Regions from separate parts of the Homo sapiens genome. Here region 1 is linked to region 2. A link is an interaction called in ENCODE POLR2A ChIA-PET data of the cell type or tissue named here. Cell type or tissue: Panc1. All regions are shown on one strand. Each heading gives the region's core, and the rest is flanking DNA. Links, peaks and the distances in the headings are about the cores only.

Region 1 (11,380 bases), core at 2,226-10,225, 280 kb before region 2:
AGTTTGTACTGTTCACGGAGCGGCAAGGTGGGCTGGGAGGGTCTTCCCTTCTCTAATGACCCAGACGCTGGAATGCTCTTCTGGTCCCATCTTCTTTTGGCCTCTGCCACCTTGAACTCAGATAGCTAAGAGCTGATCTCACACAGCCCTCATGGAACCAACTGTCCTTTGTCTCTTGGTGGTGATGACAACCATTCCTGCATGCCTCTGCTGACGCCAGGAATACCACAGACTTAATGCTGAATGCAGGGAGCTAACCCTCACCCTGGGTCCTTCCTAAAATCTCCATACAGGCCAGGCGTGGTGGCTCACACCTGTAACCTCAGCACTTTGGGAGGCCAAGGCGGGAGGATCACTTGAGTGCAGGAGTTTGAGACCAGCCTGGGCAACATGGTGAAACCCCATCTCTACTAAAAATATAAAAAATATTACCTAGGCATGGTGGCATGCACCTGTAGTCCCAGCTACTCAACAGGCTGAGGCAGGAGAATCAGTGGCTTGAAACTGGGAGGTGGACGTTGCAGTGAGCCGATATCGCGCTACTGCACTCCAGCCTGGGTGATAGAGCGAGACTGTCTCAAAAAAAAAGCTGTGCTCAGGGCGCCAGCCTGACACTACTGTGGCTGCCCCGACACAGCCCTCTGAGACTCACCAAGGGGCTGTCCTTTGTAGGAACAATAGGGGGACAGATGAGCAATCCAGGGGCCCCAGCTCCCAGGGACAGGGCAGGATGTGAGCATCCAAAGCTTAGAAACGTCTGGGAGAAGGGGAAGTTGTATTTGTCTGGGCCCCCTATGGGAAGACTACGGCTGCGGGGTCAGGAGACCTTGTCTCTAGTTCTAGCTTTGTCCCAGTGCACTGGCGACTTCTGGCAAGCTCCTTTTTCCTCTCTGGGCATTGGTTTCCTCCTCTGTGAAAAGAAAGAGTTGGGCTAAAGAGTTGGGCTAGTTACTTTCTAAGTTTCTTTCTGATTCTAGAGCCTTGAATGCAAAAATAACCATAAGGATAAATAAGATGAGACCTGGGGCCATGAATGCCAGGACCTGGCGGTGGGGCCCATCTGTCATGGATTCGGTGACACCCTCTGGGAAAGAAGGTTGAAAAATCTGGCCTTTTGGTGTCTAGGCAGAAGTTTTTCCAGAGAGGTCTATGAGCTGGGGCACATGGGCAGGACATTTGTGTATTCTTGCTGCCCTAGCTCTGCCAGAGGCCTGGCCTTCCTCCTTAACTAACTCTGCGTAGACTTGGGAACCGCCGGCTTCTGTGGTCTTCCTGGCAGTTGTAGGAGAGATGGCTGAGGACACCTCCCCGGCTGAGCAGGTTGGGGGCTGTGCGCCCTGTTGTCTGGCACTCTGGGTGTGGCATTTCCTCTCACCTGCTCTGCTAATGGGGACAGAGCTGCTGGTGATGGAGGAGCAGGGCCCACGTGGTCCAGCGGGCCTGTGTGTGAGGCTCTTCAAAGCCATGGAGACATCAGCTGTGATTTCACTTGTGCGAGAGGAGCAAAGCGCCGCTGTATATTGGAGGCCAGAACTGCTCCTGCCCCATCTCTGTGGCTCAGCCCTGGCTGCGTTCTCCAGGCCCGAGTGGTTTCTGAAGGGCTGATTGTCTTACTCCCAGTGCTCACTTACCATGAGGATGAGGAAGCCACACAGCACTGCTAATGACCTCCCTCCGACCGTGTTGCTGTTTCAGAGAGCTTTGAAGGGCCCTTACCGGTCCTCTGCCTTCGGAAAGGGCTTCCCTCCCATTCTCAGAAAGACGTGGCCCTTAGAATGGGTCTGTTTAAACTTCCTGAGTGCGCGTTTGCGTTGGGGTGAAGTGCGGGGTCACCTCACTTCAGTGACTGGACAGAAGGGATGGGACGTGGTGGGGAAAGGGGAGGCCACATGTGGCCTCAGATGTTGCTGGTGAATCAGGGCTGACTGAGGCTGGAGTCAGGGACTGCAGGGGTTAACTTTGGGATCAGCAGAACGAGCTCCTGGCCCCTGGGAGTGTTGACAGCTCAGCCTGCTCCGTTCCCAGACCAGCCAGAACTTCACCAAGAGCGCAGGGCTCACCCCCAGGCACCCTGCAGCTCCTCGCCTGAGCTGCCTCTGGCTGGCAGCCAGGGAGGAGGAGTCCCTGGCAGAAGGATGGATGGCTCCGGGCCCCCTGACTGAGCCCCCAGACCCGGAGGGCTAAAGGAACAGCGTGAAGGGCCAGCTGGCTCGGCTCCTGTCCGAAGCTGGCTCTGCTGTGGCCCACTCAGCAAATTTGGGATTTGGCCTGGTGTCTTTGCTCTTCTAGGAAAGAATGATGCTCATAGCTGACATTTATTGAAATGCTTCTGAGCACCACCTGATGTTTAAAACGCTCTGATGGGGCTGGCAAAGCAGGTATTGTTATCTACATTTTATGGGCGAATAAAGTTGTGTGCAGAGGGAGTAAGGAGCAACCCAAGGTTACTTCGCTGGGTAGTAAGACAGCGGGGGGTGGGGGCGCCAGTGGTAAGACAGCAGGGGAGGGGCCAGTGGCTCACGCCTGTAATCCCAGCACTTTGAGACGCTAAGGCTGGAGGATCGCTTGAGCCCAGAAGTTTGAGACCAGCCTGGGCAACATAGTGAGACCCTGTCTTTACAAAAAATAAAACAATTAGCCAGGCATGGTGGCGCGTGCCTGTAGTCCCAGCTACTCTGGAGGCTGAAGTGTGACAAGTAGGAAGGCTGCAGTGAGCTTTCGTCACACTGCTGCACTCCAGTCCAGGTGACAGAGCAAGACCCTGTCTCTAAGGGACAGGGTCTGTAAAAAAAGAAAAAGAGTAAGGGGCAGAACCCAGCTTTCCTGACTTCCAGGTGCATTCAGAGAGACCAGCCACTATCTAGGAGGCTGGAGCCTCAGCCCCAGGAAGAAAGAAAAGGCATAGCCGTGGGCCTGGCTCAGGCTAGGGAAGGTGTCACACCCATTTCCCAAGCTCCCACGTTTCTCAAGAAGATTCCCTCCAGCTTCCCTGGATTGGGGATGGGGTGGGCCCAGATTCCTTGACCCCTTCACCTGCCAAGCTGGAGATGGCTCTGACTTTAACCCAGGATAGCTGTTAGACTGAGACCTGCGGGAGCCACGCTCCCTTGGCTTCCAGTAAGTCTTTTCCTGTCTGGGGCCCAAAAGTTAGACCAGCACCTCATCCCCACAGATCCCAGGGAGATTGGATTTCTTCGGACTGGGATGTGGGGGGAAGCCAGCCACCTGCCTTGGTCTGTCTCAGAACCCAGCCTGCATCCCTTTCCCCTTCCTTTCCCTTTCCTCCCCAGCTCGGCCCCTCTGAAGGGAGGCAGCAGGCCCAAGGCCTTCTGCAAGGATTTCTGTTCACTGCAGGCACGGCTGATCTCTGGAAAAACTGAGTGCTCTATAGAGTATCCCTGCTAGTGATTGACTCATACTGAGGGGTTAGGATATAATGTTTTGCTCTTTCTGAGGTATTTGTCTTTTTAAAGTGAATAGTGGCTGGGCATCGTGGCTCATGCCTATAATCCCAGCACTTTGGGAACTTGAGGCGGGTGGATCACTTGAGGTCCAGAGTTTGAGACCAGCCTGGCAAACGTGGTGAAACCCCATCTCTACAAAAAATACAAAAATTAGCCGAGTGTGGTTGCGTGCACTTGTGGTCCCGGCTACTCAGGAGGCTGAGGCAGGAGAATCGCTTGAATCTAGGAGGCAGAGGTTGCAGTGAGCTGAGATTGTACCACTGTACTCCAGCCTGAGTGACAGAGATGCTGTCTCAAAAAATAAATAAATACATAAAATAAAAATAAAATAAAATAAAAGTGAATAGTCATTTATACTGATGACTCCTCCAGGCATCAGTGACAAGCATGTATATATATGATGGTTGTGGGATTTCTGGTAATTTCTTTCTACCTCCCAAACCAAGAATTCCCAGGAATTGGAGGTGGGGTGAGGAGTGAAGTTATTCTGTCAATTCTCAGGACTCTATGGGTTAAAAACAATTGTGCTGAAGTCTTAATCCTTTTTTTTTTTGAGACAGGGTCTCCCTCTGTTGCCTAGGCTGGAGTATAGTGGTGTTATCAAAGCTTATTGCAACTTCAAACTCCTAGGCTCAAGAGGTCCGTCAACCACAGCCTCCCCAGTAGCTGGGACCACAGGCGCACGCTACCATGCCAAGCTAATTTTAAAATTTTTTGGAAAGATGGGCCAGTAGTAAGACAAAGCAAGTAGTAAGCAAGACAGAGGTCTTGCTTTGTTACCCAGGCTGGTTTCAAACTCCTGGGCTCTAGGGATCCTCTCACCTCGGCCTCCCAAAGTGCTGGGATTACAGGTGTGAGCCATGGGCTCTCAGAGCCACTGCGTCCAGCCTAAAACAGTTGTTATTGAAGAGTAGAAGAGGGTGGGCTAAGAAATCACTGTCCTAGGGTAGACTTAGACCCTCTTATTGGCTGGCCCACTGCTGGGAGAGCGTCCATAGAGAGCTGAGTTCTAGAAGCAGACTGCTGCCTACTACCTTAACTAGCCCCATGGCCTTGGGACAAGCACTTACCAGGGTTTTGGGGTTTTGTTCATGAGTGAAATCAAGCCAGTTGGTCTATCAGAAGATCTCTCTGGACCCCCAAATCCCAAGGTTCTTTCTGATTGCTACCTTTGTCATTGTACCCTGTCATACTTTTGTCATTGTATCTGATTCCCTGGATGAATCATTTTAAGGGCTAGAGTCCAGCCAGGGACAAGCTGTCCCAGTGGGATTAGCCTTGACTTTAGGAGCATGGCCAGGAAGCCAAAGAAGCCTTCCAAGAATGGCTGCCTCAGCCCCTGCACTCTGGTCGCCCATGTTGGGAGAAGAGGGAAAGGCTGAGAGAATGGCAGAAGAGGACCTCAGGGGTCCTGGGAGAATGCAGACAAGCCTTCCTCCAGCCAGAATTTCTCTTCTCGGGTCCTTATGGGCAACAGCCTTCTGCAAAGTTGTCCTAAGACTTCATCTAAGAAGTGGAAGAGGCCGGGTGCAGTGGCTCATGCCTGTAATCCCAGCACTTTGGGAGGCTGAGGCGGGTGGATCACCTGAGGTCAAGAGTTTGAGACCAGCCTGGCCAACATGGTGAAACCCTGTCTCTACTAAAAATACAAAAATTAGCCAGGAGTGGTGGCAGGCACCTGTAATCCCAGCTACTCGGGAGGCTGAGGCAGGAGAATCGCTTGAACCCAGGAGGCAGAGGTTGCAGTGAGCCAAGATCGCACCACTGTACTCCACCCTGGGCGACAGAATGAGACTTCGTCTAAAAAAAAAAAAAAAAGTGGAAGAGCAAGGGGTCCTGAGCAGTGAATGTTTACCCAGTAGGATAAAGTCAAGGAAAAACAGGACACCAGAAGAGGCTGCTGGCCCACGTTTGCCCGGTCCACGAGTGTTCAGAGACAAGATCTAGAACAAGGAAGGGGGCAGGCTGCCTGCTCTGCGGCATGAACTCTGTTTTCTGAATTGCTCCCTGCTGCACTTAATATACAGCCAATGAGAGCCAAAACGTGGGGCGGGGGGTGGATGGGGGCAAGACATGGGGCTCACATGTATGCCATGGCTGGTGCTCCTCACTCTCTGGGACAGATGAACCAGGCAGAGATTTGGAGAGTGATTCCTGCCCCCGCTGGGGATTCTGTTACTAATGACTGATTTGCATAACTGTGTATGAGTAATGGTCAGAGGTATTTTACTTACGCATGACTTTGGACTTGCTAGCTCTAGTTCAAATGGATGAGAAGTCATGTGGAAGAATAACCTTGGCAGGTACTTGTTATAAACATGTGCTAAGGAGACTTGGACGGGCTGGAATAGAATCTACATTTGATTGCACGAAGGCACTGAATACATTCAACACCCAGAGGTGGGCTGAAAACAGGTCCTGACCTCTATTCTCTCCATCTCTAGTTTCAACTTCAAGACAGAGCTTCCTGGCCCTTGGTACTGAGGATGGCTAGTGCAGAGGGTCCGAAATGCTGGTGTTCTGTAGAATCCCCTTGTGAAACACACAGGTACACGTTGACCCAGCCCCAGAAGCTGGGTATCTGGGCTTGAACAGCTCAGCAGGTCATGGTCGCTCCCAGGGAGCTTTGTTCTGTCTCTTGGCCTGAGTTCCAGCCCATCCCTGGAATGACTTGTGAGGCAAACGACTTGACTTCCGTGTGTTTGTTTCCTCATTTCAAGAGAGGTTAACAACCCTTGCTTTTTCTGCCTCAGAGGGCTGCTAGGAGCATCAGAGAAGAATAAGCACAGGAAACTACCTTGGAAAGATGGAGTCCTACGTGAGGGCAGGAGATGACCCAGCTGAGAGCCTGGCACGTGTGGACTGGCAAAGTGAAAATATGCTGTAAGCGTGGTTCACACCTGTAATCCCAGCACTTTGGGAGGCTGAGGTGGGAGGATCGCTTGAGGCCAGGAGTTTGAGACCAGCCTGGGCAACATAGCGAGACCTCATCTCTACAAAAATGAAAAAAATCAGCTGGATGTGGTGGCACACACATGGAGTTCCAGCTGTTTGGGGGAGCTGAGGTGGGAGGATCCCTTGAGCCCAGGAGGTGGAGGCTGCAGTGAGGTGTCATTGTGCCATTGAACCCCAACCTGGGCGACAGCAAGACCTGTCTCAAAAAAAAAAAAAAAAAAAAAAAAAAGAAAAAGAAAAAGAAAAAAAAAGATGCTGTAAGCAGGATGTCTTGGGACGTTGGAGAAAATAATGGATAGGAGGCTCAAGGCAGATACTAATATTTTGAAGGAAGAAGCGAGGAGAGTAAAGGAGCAGGGCTTGCCAATCTCCCTGCAGTCTTTCTCTGTGGACACTGGGGCAGACAAATTCAAGGAGAGCAGGAAGTACAAAGTGGGTGGCTGTCTCTGCTGTTTGATCTTTCCTCACCCCATGAGTCACTTCTATGGAACCCTAGCACTTCATGGGACATGGTTTGTGAACTCCATGGGGGCAAAAAGAACTCCAGACTAAGGTTCATATATTTGGACTCTGTCCCACCCCTGCCCCAATCTTGGGCAAGTCTCTGAAGGTATCTGGCCAGAGCGTCCTCCTTTACAGTTGGACTCACGAGGGCCCTTGGCAACTCCATAGTCCTCTGAGTCCATGTAGAAGTGCTTTGGAAAGAGACAGGGCTGAAGAAACAAAATCAGGGCATTTGGTTGGTGATGGAGAGAGGAGAGAGGGACTGAGCCTGGGCCTGCCCTGAGGCTGTGGGGCTGGTGGGACCTGCTGGAAAGCTGGCCCCCCGAGAAAGGCTGGTGGCAGAGGGGCTGGTGGGAGAAGCAGGATTGTTGTGTGTTGTGCTTGGACTGGGTGTGAGTGGGGTGGGGCCTTCCCATGGTCTCTGGGCAGAGTTGGGGCCTGCTATTCCTGTGCCCTGACGTCAGTCCCGGGCCTGGCCTGGCCGGAGTCGGGGGGGCCACCCTGGCAGCAGCACATACAGTGCGGTACTTCATGTCCCAGGATAGACCAAGACTCATCTTACTGGGGATTCACCTCTCCAGGGTGTCCTGGGTCCTCTGCGGCCTCCCTGCTCCAGGGCCAATAGGGTGCTTCGGCAAGAAGCAAGGGAGGTGGGAAAGACACCAGCCTTGATTTCCCAGGATTGAAGTGAGATGTCATGCGATGGAAGTGAGTGTAATCGGAGGCTCCCACACCTCTGTCTGCGCCTCCAAGAGGAGAACTGGGTCCAGTGGCACAGCTGCTTCCTGGGGAGTGAGCTCTGGGGCCCAATGGGACAGCTTGTTTCATTGAGAGACTTTCTGTTGGAGCAGTTATTTTTAGCCTGGGAGAAAGGTCACAGTGTAAGAAGCCATTATCCTCAGTCCTTTTTACTCCAAATTGTTTAGCAGAAGTTCAGGGGAAGCTCAGCCCTAAGTTGTGAAAACCAGGGAAGAGCTTGAATATAAATGTGCATACACATATGCACACACCTTGCTTCCTGCCCAGGGCGCAGGAGTGGAAACACACAGCAGTGTGAAGGTCATGGTCACGGTGAACCTCCAACATTTGGAACTTTCATCCCCCTTGGGACTGTGTGGCCCTCTCACCTTTACCAGGGAAAACGGCTTTTGAGACTGTCAGAAATGTTATAGGACATCAGACCTAGAGTTCATTCAACTCAGTATCATTATCACCACTATCATTCTCATCATCATTGTCATCATCACTCTCACCATCATCACCATCGTCGTCATCGTCGTCATCACCATCATCATCATCACCACCATTGCTGCCATCATCATCATCATCACGATCCTCATCATCAGCATAGTCACCACCATCATCATCACCATCATCATCATCATCACGATCCTCATCATCGGCACGGTCATCACCATCACCATCATCACCATCATCATCATCATCACGATCCTCATCATCGGCACGGTCATCACCATCATCATCACCATCATCATCATCATCACGACCCTCATCATCGGCACGGTCATCACCATCACCATCATCACCATCATCATCATCATCACGATCCTCATCATCGGCACGGTCATCACCATCATCATCACCATCATCATCATCACGATCCTCATCATTAGCATGGTCATCACCATCACCATCATCACCATCATCATCATCATCACGATCCTCATCATCGGCACGGTCATCACCATCATCATTGAAGGACAACAGGAGCCCATGGAAAGGGCTGGATTCCCAGAGGAGAAGCCTTAACTACTGCTGTTCCAAAGGCAAATGCCAGGCCCTAGGAGACCCCCCCCAACGTGGGAGCCCACAATGGGGATCCTTAGTGGGGTGGGCCTGCGAGTAGGGAGGGCCTGGGAGCTGAAGCCTGGGGGTCAAGATTATTTGATTTGGTAGTTGCAGTGGTTTGCAACTTTGTGTGTTACCTAAGAACTTTTTTTTTTTTTAATCATGATGCTGGTGCTATACCCTGGATTATTTAAATCAAAACTGCAGAGAAAGGGAAGCATGGGACCAAGAAGCAGGTGATTTCAATATGCAGCCAATGCTGAGAGTCGCTGGCTGAGGGGCAGTTTGTGAGGCAGTGTAGCCCAGCGCTTCTCAGACTGTAATGTGCACAGGAATCACCTGGCCATTTTGTTAAAATGCAGATTCTGATTCAATGGGTCCAGGCTGGGGCTTAAAAGTCTGCGTCTCTAACAGGCTCCCGGGGGATACTGTGGCTCTGAAGTCACATGGCCCAAGCCAGTTATTAGCTGTGTGACATTCAACAAGGGCCTCAATGTCTCTGGTTCCAGACTTCTCATCTGTAAAAATAGAGATATGAGGCTGGGTGTGGTGGCTCATGCCTGTAATCCCAGCACTTTGAGAGGCTGAGGTGGGTGGATCCCTTGAGATCAGGAGTTCAAGACCAGCCTAGCCAACATGGTGAAACCCTGTCTCTATTAAAAATACAAAAATTAACTTAGCATGCGCCTGTAATTCCAGCTACTCGGGAGGCTGAGGCAGAAGAATCGCTTGAACCCGGGAGGTGGAGATTACAGTGAACCGAGATCGCGTTCACTGCACTCCAGCCTGGGTGACAGAGTGAGACCTTGTCTCAAAAAAAAAAAAAAAAAAAAAGATATGAGTAATACTCATTTTACCAAAACAAGTAAGATTAAGAAAATTCAGTATGATGAAGATACTGTTTTATATATAAAGTGCTTAAGCATTGCCTGGCAGGCTGTATCTCAGATATGTACATACAGATGTATGTCATATACATTATACGTATCCTGCTGTTCAGAGGACATTCAGTCTCTTCTGATTAAACCAAATTCCCACCATAGATTTTTCTGCAGGGGTGGAAGGTGGAGAGATAGAGATGTAGGTGAAGGAGTCAGGACTTACAGGTATGTAGGTGGTGATGAAAGGAGATTAAACTGAGCAACAGTCAGCTCCCTGTCCTGTCCCCCACTAAGGGACCAGGAATTCGTTTTGGTACCCCAATCTGACCGCGGACCTCTTCCAGCACTTTCTGTGGGTCAGGCAGGGTGCCAGGCCCTGGGAACACAGAATTAAATTGGATTCCTGCAAATCAGGAGCCAGGACCAGTACGGAGCTTGAGCCTGAAGAGAAGGCACGTGCAGGCAGGAGCTGAGATTCCAGCAGGAAGGGGTCCCCTGTGCCCTGCTAAGCACAGCATGGCATGGAAGCCTGGACAGGGACTGGGCAGTTCTGGGTTCCGGTCACCCATTAACTACCTAGTGGTGATGTATCTAGGGCAGGGCAAAGATCTCTGGACTTTCACTTATTCAGCTCTGAAATCTCTCTGACAGTCGTAAAGAAGGTTAAATGGCCATGCATATGAAAGTGCTGGGGGAAAAGTTGTATATTTCAATCCACGGGGCTCCTCTATAATAAAAGGCACCAAGCTTCACATCTTTCTGAGTTCGACAACAGGCTAGCTGTCTATGGGAACTAATGAGAAAATATTTGCTCCTGATCCCTGGAGGCCACCCAGCTTTTGGGGAACAAGGGTGGGTACCCTGAGGGAGAAGGGGTACTCCAAGAAGTGGCTTTTCTTTGTGGGAGGGAGAGATGGGAGTAGCAAGTGGTGGCCTGAGAGAGGGGGGTTGTCTGCATCCAGCAGATAGGTGGGGTACTCTTCCTCGGAGAGGGGCCTTGAGAGTCAAGGAAGAACAGAGGCTGCCTCAGCTGCTCCAAGGCAGGACACCTGTGGTCCCCTCATCTCCATGAGCCTGCAATGTCCCCCATAAACAGACCCTAGCCTGGGGGCAGGGGGCAGAGGGGTGGGCCTAATGGGCCCCATTTTCTTTTTTCTTTTTTTTTTTGAGATGGAGTCTCACTCTGTCGCCCAGCCTGGAGTGCAGTGGCGCGATCTCGGCTCACTGCAACCTCCACCTCCCGGTTCAAGTCATTCTCCAGCCTCAGCCTCCTGAGTAGCCGGGATTACAGGTGTGTGTCACCACACCCAGCTAATTTTTCATATTTTTAGTAGAGATGGGGTTTCACCATGTTGGCCAGGCTGGTCTCAAACTCCCAACCTCAGGTGATCTGCCTATCTCGACCTCCCAAAGTGCTGGGATTACAGGCATGAGCCACCACACTTAGCCTTTTCTGACCCCATTTTCCAAACATATTAAACTTGATCCTTGACAGAGGTCTCTGGCACAGATGAGGCCCCTACTCTTCTCTCTTCCTGGGCCCTCTGCTCTCTGGGTTAAGCTGCAGTCCCTTACAAGGGGATCCCCTTGGAAGGGGTTGGCCAGAGCCTTTGGGAAGCCAGGCCCGGCCTGTTTTAGATATCTCCTCCTCAGGCCATGTACCCTCTAATCTAAGGTAGGGGGGCCAGCAAATGCCTGCCCTTACTGGGACAGGGTTAGATGTGTGACTTAATAAGGTTGAGAGCCACAAGTAATCCCTTAAGCACC
Region 2 (11,380 bases), core at 2,317-10,316:
CTGGGCCTTGAGAAGGCATTGCATGGCACCGCCCAAGGATCCTGTAACTGCGCCACGCAGGGGTCGATGATCTGCCTGCGCCAGAGCAGGGAGACCCCGGCTGGCCCCAGGTCTCCCCAGGGTGAGCCTGGCGCGCTCTCGGGCGCCACCTAGCGCCAACCAGAGCCGGAGCGCTCAGACTTGCGACCCCAAACGAGGCCCCGCGTCTTCAGAAGTCCCAAGCTCCGGGACTGAGCGAGCGTGGCCTGGGCATCCTGGGATTCAGAGCCAGCCTCTGGCCGCCCTCGGGACAGGGGTCCACAGCCAGCGTCCCCCACGCGGCGTCCTGCCTGGGGTCCAGGCGCTCCCCCTGTTGGGTTTCTGGAGGCACCGTGCCAGAGGTGGGACGGGCGCTGGCTCAGGAACAGGGATGGGGTCCTAGTCCCTCCTCAGTCCTCCCGGCACCCCTTTCTTCATGCAGGCGGAAGTGGCTCCAGTGCCACTCAGGGGCTCTTCCAGCTCGGCAAGCCCGGGGCCAATTGCACAGACCGCCTTCAGCCCCTGACCCATCCTTGGAAACCGCCCGGACTCCTGCAGTTTCTTAACTGTGCAGGTCACAGCGGAGTCACTGTGGAACTTTAAAAAAAAAAAAAAGACAAGTATCTGGGCCCCACTTTAGACCAGTCGAATTGGGAGTGGGGGCGCTGGCCGTCAGTATCGTTCCCGTTCACCAGGCGATCCCAATGCACTGCTAAGCATTGAGAACGCCGCCTTACGCTTAGCGCGCGTCCCCTGTGCACGCCTATGCACTCCTTTCCTGCAAAATCTCACCTTGCCCTAGAAAGCATCCGCTTGGGGTCTAGCTCTGGCGTGTCTGACGGTACCTCTCTCACCCTGGATGGTGGAGGCAGTGAGGGAGGTGGAGAGGGGCTTCTTTTAACCAGAGGCCTGAGAAGCAGTACCCTCTTTGCTCCAACTCCTCGTTAGCGCAAAGCCAGGACTAGAATCTGGATCTTTGAATTTCCTGTCCAGTGGATGTTGCCAGATTTAGCAAATAAAAATACAGGGTGTATATGTAACTATGAGGGTGAGATCAACAATGAATAATTTTTGTAGTATAAGTATATCCCAAATAGTGCATGAGTTGGGATATACTTACACTAAAAAAAAAAAATTTGACATTTGAAATTCAAATTTAGGCCGGGTGCAGTGGCCCACGCCTGTAATCCCAGCACTTTGGGAGGCCGAGGCGGGAGGATCACCTGAGGTCAGGAGTTCGAGACCAGCCTGGCCAACATGGTGAAACCCCCATCTCTACTAAAAATACAAAAATTAACCGGTCATGGTGGCATGTGCTTGTGATCCCAGCTACTTGGGAGGCTGAGGCAGGAGAATCGCTTGAACCTGGGAGGTAGAGGTTGCTGTGAGCCAAGATCGTACCACTGCACTCCAGCCTGGATGACAGAATGATAGTCCACCTCAAAAAAAAATTAATTAATTAATTAAATAGGGTACACTGTATTTTTTCAGGCAAAATTACATCTATGTCTATCCATTTATACATATGTAAATAATACAGCTGGCTAAAAATTGCCCAGTGCCTTTTATCCAGGGCCTGCAGCTACCCTTCTCCCCAGGCCAGTGTCCACCCAAGCCAAATACTGAGCACCCCTGGCTGGCCCTTCGAGAGTACTTGCCCACTAGCCTGAGACGCCTCCACCCCAGCTCCATCTCCAGAGCCTGGCTTGCTGCCTATTGACCATAAGGAAGGCGGTTGGAGCCTGTGGTGTCTTCCTGGATATGCCCTTGTAGCTGGGGAGCCCAAGGAAGCTGAGATGCTACAGTAGTGTCCTTAACTAAAATGCTCAGCATAACACACAGACACAAATTTAGAGTCTTCTCCAATCCATATTCCTCTAGTTTCTTTTTTTTTTTTTTTTGAAACAGAGTCTGGCTTTGTCACCCAGGTTGGAGCTCAATGAAGCGAACTCAGCTCACTGCCACCTCTGCCTCCTGGGCTCAAGCCATCCTCCCGCTTCAGCCGCTCAAGCAGCTGGGACTAAGACTACGGATGTACACCACTACACCCAGCTAATTTTTTGTATTTTCTGCCTCACCATGTTGGCCAGGCTGGTCTCGAACTCCTGAGCTCTTCAAGGGGTCTGTCCACCTCGGCCAACAAAAGTGCTGGGATTACAGGCGTGAGCCACCGTGCCCGGCCGTATTCCTGAACAGCTTCTTGAACTTCCCTGACAATAAGAATCCCTGAGATTGGAGCCAGTTGCATAATTTTTGGGGCCCAGGGCAAAACAAAAATGAAGGACTCCTTGTTCAAAAAGTTGGAACAGGCTAGGTGTAGTGGCTCACACCTATAATCCTAGCACTTCGGGAGGATGAGGCAGGAGGATTGCTTGAGCCCAGGAGTTCGAGACCAGCCTGGGCAACACAGGGAGACCCCCGTCTCTACAAAAAATTTTTAAATTAGCCAGGCATAGTGGTGCATGCCTGTAGTCCCAGCTACTTGGAAGGCTGAGGTGGGAGGATCCCTTGAGCCTGGGCAGTTGAGGCTGCAGTGAGCTATGATCATGCCACCTCACTCTAGCCTGAGCGACAGAAGGAGATGCCATCTGAAAAAAAAATTTTTTTAAGTTAGAACGAAGTGCTGTGAAAGATATTAACGTGTAAACTTTTTTCCTTTTTTCTGTGGTCTCTCTCCCTTGACTCATCATGGTGTATTTTTTTATTCTTATTTAATGTCGTTCTACGTAAAGAAAAATAAAATTGTAAATTATCAGCATGAACTTTACTGTTCATCCATATATCGTGCAATGCCAGTTTTAAGTGCAAATATGAGAGCATTTAACTTGCGTGCAGAATCACAGAAATTACACCATTTGTGTTGTGCTTTTGTCCTTGGGTACACTGGAAGAGACCCATGCAGGCCTAACTCAGAGAGGGTGGAAGGAGGAAGAGGGGGTCCCCCAGGCATGGAGCTCAGGCAGGGTGTGTGGGGACCCTCTGCGGAGGTCGAGCCAGGCATCTCTTCTCCTATATGCTCACTGCCCCATTGCATTGCAGACAGGGACCCCCAGGGATTTTTAAACATCTGTGCCAAGATGCGCGGGGCTCACCAACCCCACCAAGACATATGTGCTGGGCGCTGCCAGCCTGGGGCAGGAATGGCCACAACCCCACAAGGTTGCAGGCAGCACACCTGAGTCCAGTCCTTCCCACACTTGTGCCCAGGCCCTCTGGGGACAAAGGATAAAGGGCAGAACATGGCAGTGCACAAGGCAGGGGCAGGTAGGGGAACCAAGCCTGGGGCATCCAGGTGTGGGGGGACTGCCAGGGAGAGCCTTCCCAGGGAGGCAGAGAGAGGGTAGGGGCTGAGATCACAGGTACTTAGGCCCCAAGCCCCTGGTGCACATCACACTGTCCCATCACTTACAAAACACACATTCGAAGATTACATTATTAAGAATTTCAGCCCAGCATGGTGGCTCACACCTGTAATCCAGCACTTTGGGAGGCCAAGTGGGGCGGATCACTTGAGGTCAGGAGTGTGAGGCCAGCCTGGCGAACACGGTGAAACCCCATCTCTACTAAAAATACAAAAATTAGCCCGCGATGGTGGTGCATGCCTATAGTCCCAGTTACTCGGGAGGCTGAGGCACGAGAGTCGCTTGAACCTGGGAGGCACAAGTTGCAGTGAGTCAAGATCGCACCACTGCACTTCAGCCTGGGCAACAGAATGAGAATCTGTCTCAAAAAAAAAAAAAAAAAAAAAAAAAAAGAATTTCAGGCTGTCGACAGCAGAGGTTTGAAGCAAGCATGGCCCCTTCAGGGTGAGCTGTCTGTGGCTGCCCAGGTCTGTGAAGCTGGGCCCCCGTGGGACCCTTGCTAAGCATGACGGTTCCCAGGCCCTGCCTCAGATCCAGGAAGCAGAATCTCCAAGATGCCCTGGAATCCTACAGTTAAAGAATGCCCCAGGCAGTTATTATCAGGGAGTTGGGAGTCAATGCCCCAGGTTTCCAGATCTGGGGATCATTAGATTCCTGGGCCCCTCCCCTGCCGACTCACATTGAAAATCCCTAAATTCTACTCTCCTCTTCCCTCCCTACCACTGCATGGAATTCTGCTAGATTTTTAGAGCCGCTCTGCCTGGATCCCGTAAGTGCCACCCCCACCATCCACTAGCTGCGTGATTATAAACAAGCTGCGTAAACTCTCTGAGCCTCATTTTTCTTATCTGTGAATGGGGGGGTGGTGAGAATCGAACCTTCCTCCTGGAGTTGTTGTAAGGATTCAGTGAGTTGCTGTAAACAAAGTGTTCAGAACCATGTCGGCTACATTGTAAGTCCAAAATAATAGCTGTAGCTGTTTTTATTACCACGGGTTCTCAGCGCAGGGCTGCATATGACAATAACTGTTGTTTGCTTTCTTTGTTTGTTTTTAGTTTGTTTTTAAATGCCAGTGCCTGGGTCTCACTGGAGAACAATGAGACGCGAATCACACAGGGATTCTGATGCATGAGGATTGAGGCACACTGATACTGAATTGGGATTCGCTTTGTTCATTCCCTTATGTGTCATGGAGTTCCTTCCTTATATGCGGATATACAGATCCACACTATCATTTTTAAAAACTTTATTTTTGAGGCCTGGCATGGTGCCTTACACCTGTAATCTCAGCACTTTGGGCGGCCGAGGTGGGCAGATTGCCTGAGGTCGGGAGTTCAAGACCAGCCTGGCCAACATGGTAAAATCCCATCTCTACTGAAAAAGTACAAAAATTAGCCAGGCCTGGTGACGGGTGCCTGTAATCCCAGGCTGGGAGGCTGAGGCAGGAGAATCACTTGAACCCAGGAGGCAGAGGCTGCAGTGAGCTGAGATGGTGCTACTGCACTCCAGCCTGGGCGACAGAGTGAGAACTTTTTATTTTTGAGGTAGTTATCCTATCATTTTAACCGCTTTATGTATTCCATGGTACAAACATATCACAATCTAGTTAATCTCATGTATTTTTGGTGTTTTGTTTCTGTTTTCTGAGACAGGATCTGGCTCTGTCACCCAGGCTGGAGCGCAGTGGCATAATCACTGCTCACTGTAGCCTGGACCTCCTGGGCTCAAGCAGTCCTCCCACCTCAGCCTCCCAAGTAGCTGAGGTGCACGCCAGCATGCCCAGATGATTTTTTAATTTTGTTGTAGAGATGGGTGTCTCACTGTGTTGCCCAGGCTGGTCTCGAACTCCTGGACTCTAGCAACCTGCCTGCCTTGGCCTCCCAAGGTGCTGGGATTATAGGTGTGAGCCACCATGGCTGGCCTAGTCCCATGTTATTACTGTTTCTCCACCGTACTCATTCCAAAACTCTGTGAGATAAAACTATATCCCCCTTTATGCCTGGGGATCGTGCCAGTCAAGCTCAGAGTTGTTAAGTATCTTATCCAAGGTCACAGAGTTAGAAAATGGCAAAACAGATAACTGATCTGGTCCTTTTTTTTTTTTTCTTTTTTTTTTTTTTTTTTGAGGCAGTGTATCACTCTGTCACCCAGGCTGGAGTGCAGTGGCGTGGTCACGGCTCACTGTAGACTCAAACCTCCCAGGCTCATGCCATCATCCCACCTCAGCCTCCTGAGTAACTGGTACCACAGGTGTGTGCCACCAAGCCCAGCCAATTTTTAAATTTTTTGTAGAGACGAGGTCTTCCTATATTACCCAGGCTGGTCTCAAACTCCTGGGCTCAAGCAATCCTCCTGCCTCAGGCCCCCAAAGTGCTGGGATTACAGATGTGAGCCACCGCACCCAGCCTGGACTTTTTGATTGTTTATGTTTTTGGGAGTCAGTTTGCCCAGTTGTATTTTTTTAAAAGAACTATTGGGATGCTCACTGGGGTTGCACTGGATCTATAGATCAGTCCGAAAATTGATGTACTTTCATTATTGAGTCTTCTTATCAATGGATGTTTTATTATATCTCTCCATTTTTTGAGGTCTTTTTAAATTTCTTGTAATAACTTAATTTTTTATTTCCTATTTAGAGGTCTTTGCACATCTTTTGCTAGTTTTAGTCCTAGGCAATGACATATTTTAAAGGTATTGTAGATCAAATCTGTTTTAAATGTATTTTTCTGTTTAGTATTGGAATGCTCTTGATTTTTGTATATTGACTCTATATCCATTAACCTTGCTAAAATATTTTAACTGTAATGTTTATCAGTAGATTCTTTTGGATTTTCTTCATATAGAATCAGTATATAAGAATAATGACTCTGGGCCAGGTGCAGTGGCTCACGCCTATAATCCCAGGACTTTGGGAGGCCAAGGCAGGTGGATCGCCTGAGGTCAGGAGTTCAAGACCATCCAGCCTGATCAACACGGTGAAACCCTGTCTGTACTAAAAATATAAAAATTAGCCGGGCACAGTGGCTCACACCTGTAATCCCAGCACTTTGGGAGGCTGAGGCAGGTGGATCACAAGGTCAGGAGATTGAGACCTGGCTAACACAGTGAAACCCCGTCTCTACTAAAAATACAAAAAAATTAGCTGGGTGTGGTGGTGGGCACCTGTAGTCCCAGCTACTCGGGAGACTGAGGCAGGAGAATGGCGCGAACCTGGGAGGTGGAGCTTGCAGTGAGCCAAGATCGTGCCACTGTACTCCAGCCTGGGTGACAGAGCAAAACTCCGTCTCAAAAAAAAAAAAAAAAAAAAAAATTAGCTGGGCGTGGTGGCAGACGCCTGTAATCCCAGCTACTTGGGAGGCTGAGGCAGGAGAATTGCTTGAACCTGGGAAGTAGAGGTTGCAGTGAGCTGAGATCTTGCCCTTGTACTCCAGCCTGGGCAACAAAAGCAAAACTCTGTCTTAAAGAAAAAAAAAAAGACTCTTTTGGTAATTTTTTTCCCAACTTCCTAACCCTTTATACCCTTTTTTTTTTTTTTTTTTTAAGAGACAGGGTCTTCTTTTGTTACCCAGGCTGGAGTGCAGTGGTACAATCATAGCTTATTGTAAACTTGAACTCCTGGGCTCAAACGATCCTCCCGCCTCACCCTCCTGAGTAGCTGGGACTATAGGCATGCATCATGATACCCAGCTAATTTTTTGTAGAAACAGGGTCTCACTATGTTGCCCAGGCTCTTTCCAAACTCCTGGCCTCAAGCTGTCCTCACAGTGTGGCCTCTCAAAACACTTGGCTTCACTTTGGCTTCTCAAAGTACAGGCATGAGCCACCACACCGGCTGAATTTCCTCCTTCAATCTATTAACATGGTGAATTCTGTCCATTGATTTCCTAATGTTACACCAAAGCTGCATTCCTGGAATAAATCCAATATGGTCATTATGTATAATCCTTTTATATATTGCTTGATTTGACTTGCTAATATTTTGTCTAGGATTTTTGCAGTTAATGAGTGAAATTAATCTGTATTTTTCTTTCTTTTTTTTTTTTTTTAACTGTTCTCGTTGGCTGTTAGTATAAAGGTTATGCTAGTCTCCCAAAATTAGTCCATGATTCTTTTTCTCCTTTCTGGAAAAAGTATGTTATAACTTAGCTTTATTTCTTTCTTCAGTGTTTAGTAGTATTCCCTAATGAAGGAATTTAGGCTCTGAGTTTTATCATAGGATTTTTTTAAATTACAGTTTAATTTCTCTGATAGTTACAGGACTAAGATTTTCTTTTTTGTCTCGCTCTTGTCCCCCAGGCTGGAGTGCAATGGTGTGATCTCTGCTCCTGCAACCTGCGCCTCCTGAGTTCAAGCGATTCTCCTGCCTCAGCCTCCCAAGTTGCTGGGATTACAGGGGCCCGCCACCACGCCCAGCTAATTTTTGTTATTTTCAGTAGAGATGGGGTTTCATCATGTTGGCCAGGCTAGTCTTGAACTCCTGACCTCAGGCGATCCGCCCGCCTCGGCCTCCCAAAGTGCTGGGATTACAGGTGTGAGCCACTGCACCTGCCCAAGGACTAAGGTTTTCTATTTCTTATTGTGTCAGTTAGGTTGTATTTTTCTGTGAATCTGTTCATTTCACCAAATTTTCAAGTTTGTTGGCTTAAAGTTTTCGATAATATACTCTTATTTTGTGGTGAAGTCCCTTTTTTATTTCTTGTATTTGTTATTTGTGCCTTCTTTTCTTTTTTTTTTTTCCTTTTCTTTTTTATGAGATAGAGTTTCACTCTTGTCGCCCAAGCTGGAGTGCAATGGCGCGATCTCAGCTCACTGAAACCTCTGCCTCCCGGGTTCAAGCGATTCTCCTGCCTCAGCCTCCTGAGTGGCTGGGATTATAGGCACCCATCACCACGCCCAGCTAATTTTTTGTATTTTTAGTAGAAATGGGGTTTCACCATGTTAGCCAGGCTGGTGCCAAACTCCTGATTTCAGGTGATCCGCCCGCCTCAGCCTCCCAAAGTGCTGGGATTACAGGCGTGAGCCACCACGCCCAGCCTTTTCCTTTTCTATTTTCTTTTTCTTTTCACAGATGCCTTTTGTGAAAACTGTCAAATTGTTTCCTTTTAATCATTCTCTTTAGGGATTAACCAATTTTATTAGTGGTTTCAGTTTTGGCTTTGTTGATTCTCTCCGTTGTGTGTTTGTTTTTATACTTATTATACATTGAAATCATTTCCTCCTGTCTACTTTATTATATATTTAAATCATTTCCTCCTGTCTATTTTTGTTGGGTTTCTTTAGTTGTTCTTTTCCTGACATCTTAAAATGAATGTGCTTAGCTCATTATATTTTAAGTCTTTCTTCTTCCCTAAAATATGCAATTAAGGCTATAAATTTCCCCCCAAACACTGCATTAGCTTTACTCCATAAGTTTTGTTGTATTTTGTTTTTCATTACATATAGTATAGTTCAAAGTAATTTCAAATTTCCGTTTTTATTTGTTCTGAAACCCATGCATTATTTAGAAGTATATTTTAGAAGCACGTTACTCGAAAGTATAGTTTTCAAAGGTACAGGGACTTTTTAATATTTTTATTATCGATTCTTAAACTATTTGCAATATGTTAGGATAACATTATCTGCTGTATTTTAATCCTTTGAAATGTGTTGAAACTTGCGTTTTGGCCCAGCAGATCATCGTATTTTAAAATGGATGATATCTTTTTGAAAATAACATATTTTTCACTTGTTGGGTGCACAGTTCTCCATATGTTCATACAACAAGATTGTTCATTATGATGTCTCAAATCTTCTACAGTGTTATTGATTTATTGTCTGCCTGTTCCATTGATTACTGAAAAAGCTGTGTCAAACATCCCACTATGAATATGGACTTGTCTGTTTCTCCATATAATTCTGTTCACATTGCTCTATGTATCATGTAATTAGGTACATACAAATTTAAAATAATCTTTTATTATTATAGGGTGACCCTCCTTAATTCTAGAGACGCTTTTTTTTTTTTTTTTCATTTTAAAGTACATTTGCTTGACATTGGAATTTACTACACTGGCTGTCCTAATAGTATTTCAATAGTGTATACTTCTTTATTATTTTCCTTTCAGTCTTGCTTTATCTCTAAGTATTACACGTGTTTCTTGTATTTAATATTTGTTGGATTTGGTGTCTATCCAGTATGACAATCTTTGTCTTTTAGCTGGAGCATTTAACCCACTTACCATTCATGTAATTACTGATATGCAGTTTGCCATGAATGGGCTTTCTATTCATCACCTATTCTCTGTCCTATTTTTTTTTTTCTTTTTTTTTTTTTTTTTGAGACAGCGTCTCACTCTGTTGCTCAGACTGGAGCGCAATGGTGCAATCTCAGCTCACTGCAACGTCTGCCTCTGGGTTCAAGCAGTTCTCCTGCCTCAGCTTCCTGAGTAGCTGGGATCACAGACACCCGTCACCACGCCTGGCTAATTTTTGTATGTTTAGTAGAGATGTGGTTTCACCATGTTGGCCAGGCTGGTCTCGAACTCCTGATCTCAAGTGATCCACTTGCCTCAGCCGCCCAAATTGCTGGGATTACAGGCATGAGCCACTGCTCCTGGCCTTCTCTGTTCTTTTATCTCATTTTTGGCTTTGTTTAGTTTGGTTGCATTTTTACATTTTCATTTTGTTCCTGTGTTAGTTTGAGAGCTATTCTGGTTTTTTACCATTTTTAGCAATTATTCTAAAAATTACAATAAGCGGCTGGGCGTGGTGGCTCACACCTATAATTCTAGCACTTTAGGAGGCCGAGACGGGCAGATCACTTGAGGTCAGGAGTTCAAGACCAGCCCGGCCAACATGGTGAAGCCCTGTCTCTACTAAAAATATAAAAATTAGTCGGGCATGGTGGCACATGCTTGTAATCCCAGCTACTTGGGAGGCTGAGGTGGGAGGATCATTTGAACCCAGGAGGCAGAATTTGAAGTGAGCCAAGATCGTGCCACTGTGGGCAACAGAGTGAGACATTTTTATCCCTTTTCATTCCTTCCTCTATCCCCAACCTCCTCTCTGGGACAATTTTTCCTTCTGCCTGAAGAACACCCTAGACTTCTCTTTACTGAAGAACTTTTCCACTGAGTAAAATTCTAGTTTGGCAAGTTTGCTGTTGTTGTGTTGTTTAGTTTTCTTTCCAACAGATTGAAGAGATTATTCTACTACTTCTAGCTTCCATTGTTGCTGTTGAAAAGTGAGCAAAAGTTGCACTTTTTTTTCTTTTTTCTTTTTTCTTTTTTTTTTTTTTTTTGAGACAGAGTCTTGCTCTGTCCCCCAGGCTGGAGTGCGGTGGCACAATCTGGGCTCACACCACCTCCTGGGTTCAGGTGATTCTCCTGCCCCAGCCTCCTGAGCACTAGGATTACAGGCACGCGCCACCATGCCTGGCTAATTTTTTTTTTTTTTTTGAGACGGAGTCTTACTCTGTGGCCCAGGCTGGAGTGCAGTGGTGCGACCTCGGCTTACTGCAACCTCCACCTCTCAGGTTCAACCAATTCGCCTGCCTCAGCCTGCCAAGTAGCTGGGATTACAGGTGCCCACCACCATGCCCAGCTAATTTGTTTGTATTTTTAGTAGAGACAGGGTTTCACTATGTTGGCCAGGCTGGTCTCGAACTCCTGACCTCAAGTGATCCACCTGCCTTGGCCTCCCAAAAGTGCTGGGATTGCAAGCATGAGCCACCATGCCCGGCCTGCCCCTCCCTCTCCCTTCCCTCTCCCTTCCCTCTCCCTTTCCTTCCCTTCCTTTTTGTTGTTGTTTTAGGTTCACAGCAAAATTGAGCAGAAAGTAGAGAGAATTCTCACATACCCATTTCCCCGCATACATACAACCTCCCTGACAATCAATATCCTGCCCTGAGTGGCATATTTGTTACAGTCAATAAACCTACACTGGACAGCACTTTGGAAGGCCAAGGCAAGAGGATTGCTTGAACCCAGGAATTCAAGACCACCCTGGGCAACAGAGCGAGA

Evidence for each region. ChIA-PET counts read pairs that join two places held together with the same protein. Peaks named below come from ENCODE experiments on the same cell type or tissue, not always from the same donor. Only the 100,000 strongest peaks of a DNase experiment are listed, where the experiment ranks them.
Region 1: POLR2A ChIA-PET joins it to region 2 with 16 read pairs; 3 of 35 experiments call an interaction of 5 or more read pairs at or near these places.

What each region holds. Positions count from the first base shown.
Region 1 is chr16:4,208,673-4,220,052 of GRCh38, reverse strand. The region is part of intron 1 of SRL (sarcalumenin); the gene reads left to right. Among named protein-coding and RNA genes, the nearest start is that of SRL, 28 kb to the left of the region's middle. In Panc1, for the core only: no CTCF peak of the experiment used is centred there; a DNase peak (open chromatin) is centred at 5,699.
Region 2 is chr16:3,928,018-3,939,397 of GRCh38, reverse strand. No RefSeq gene overlaps it. Among named protein-coding and RNA genes, the nearest start is that of TRIDDENT, 17 kb to the left of the region's middle. In Panc1, for the core only: no CTCF peak of the experiment used is centred there; a DNase peak (open chromatin) is centred at 4,317; H3K4me3 peaks cover 606 bases; H3K27ac peaks cover 3,099 bases.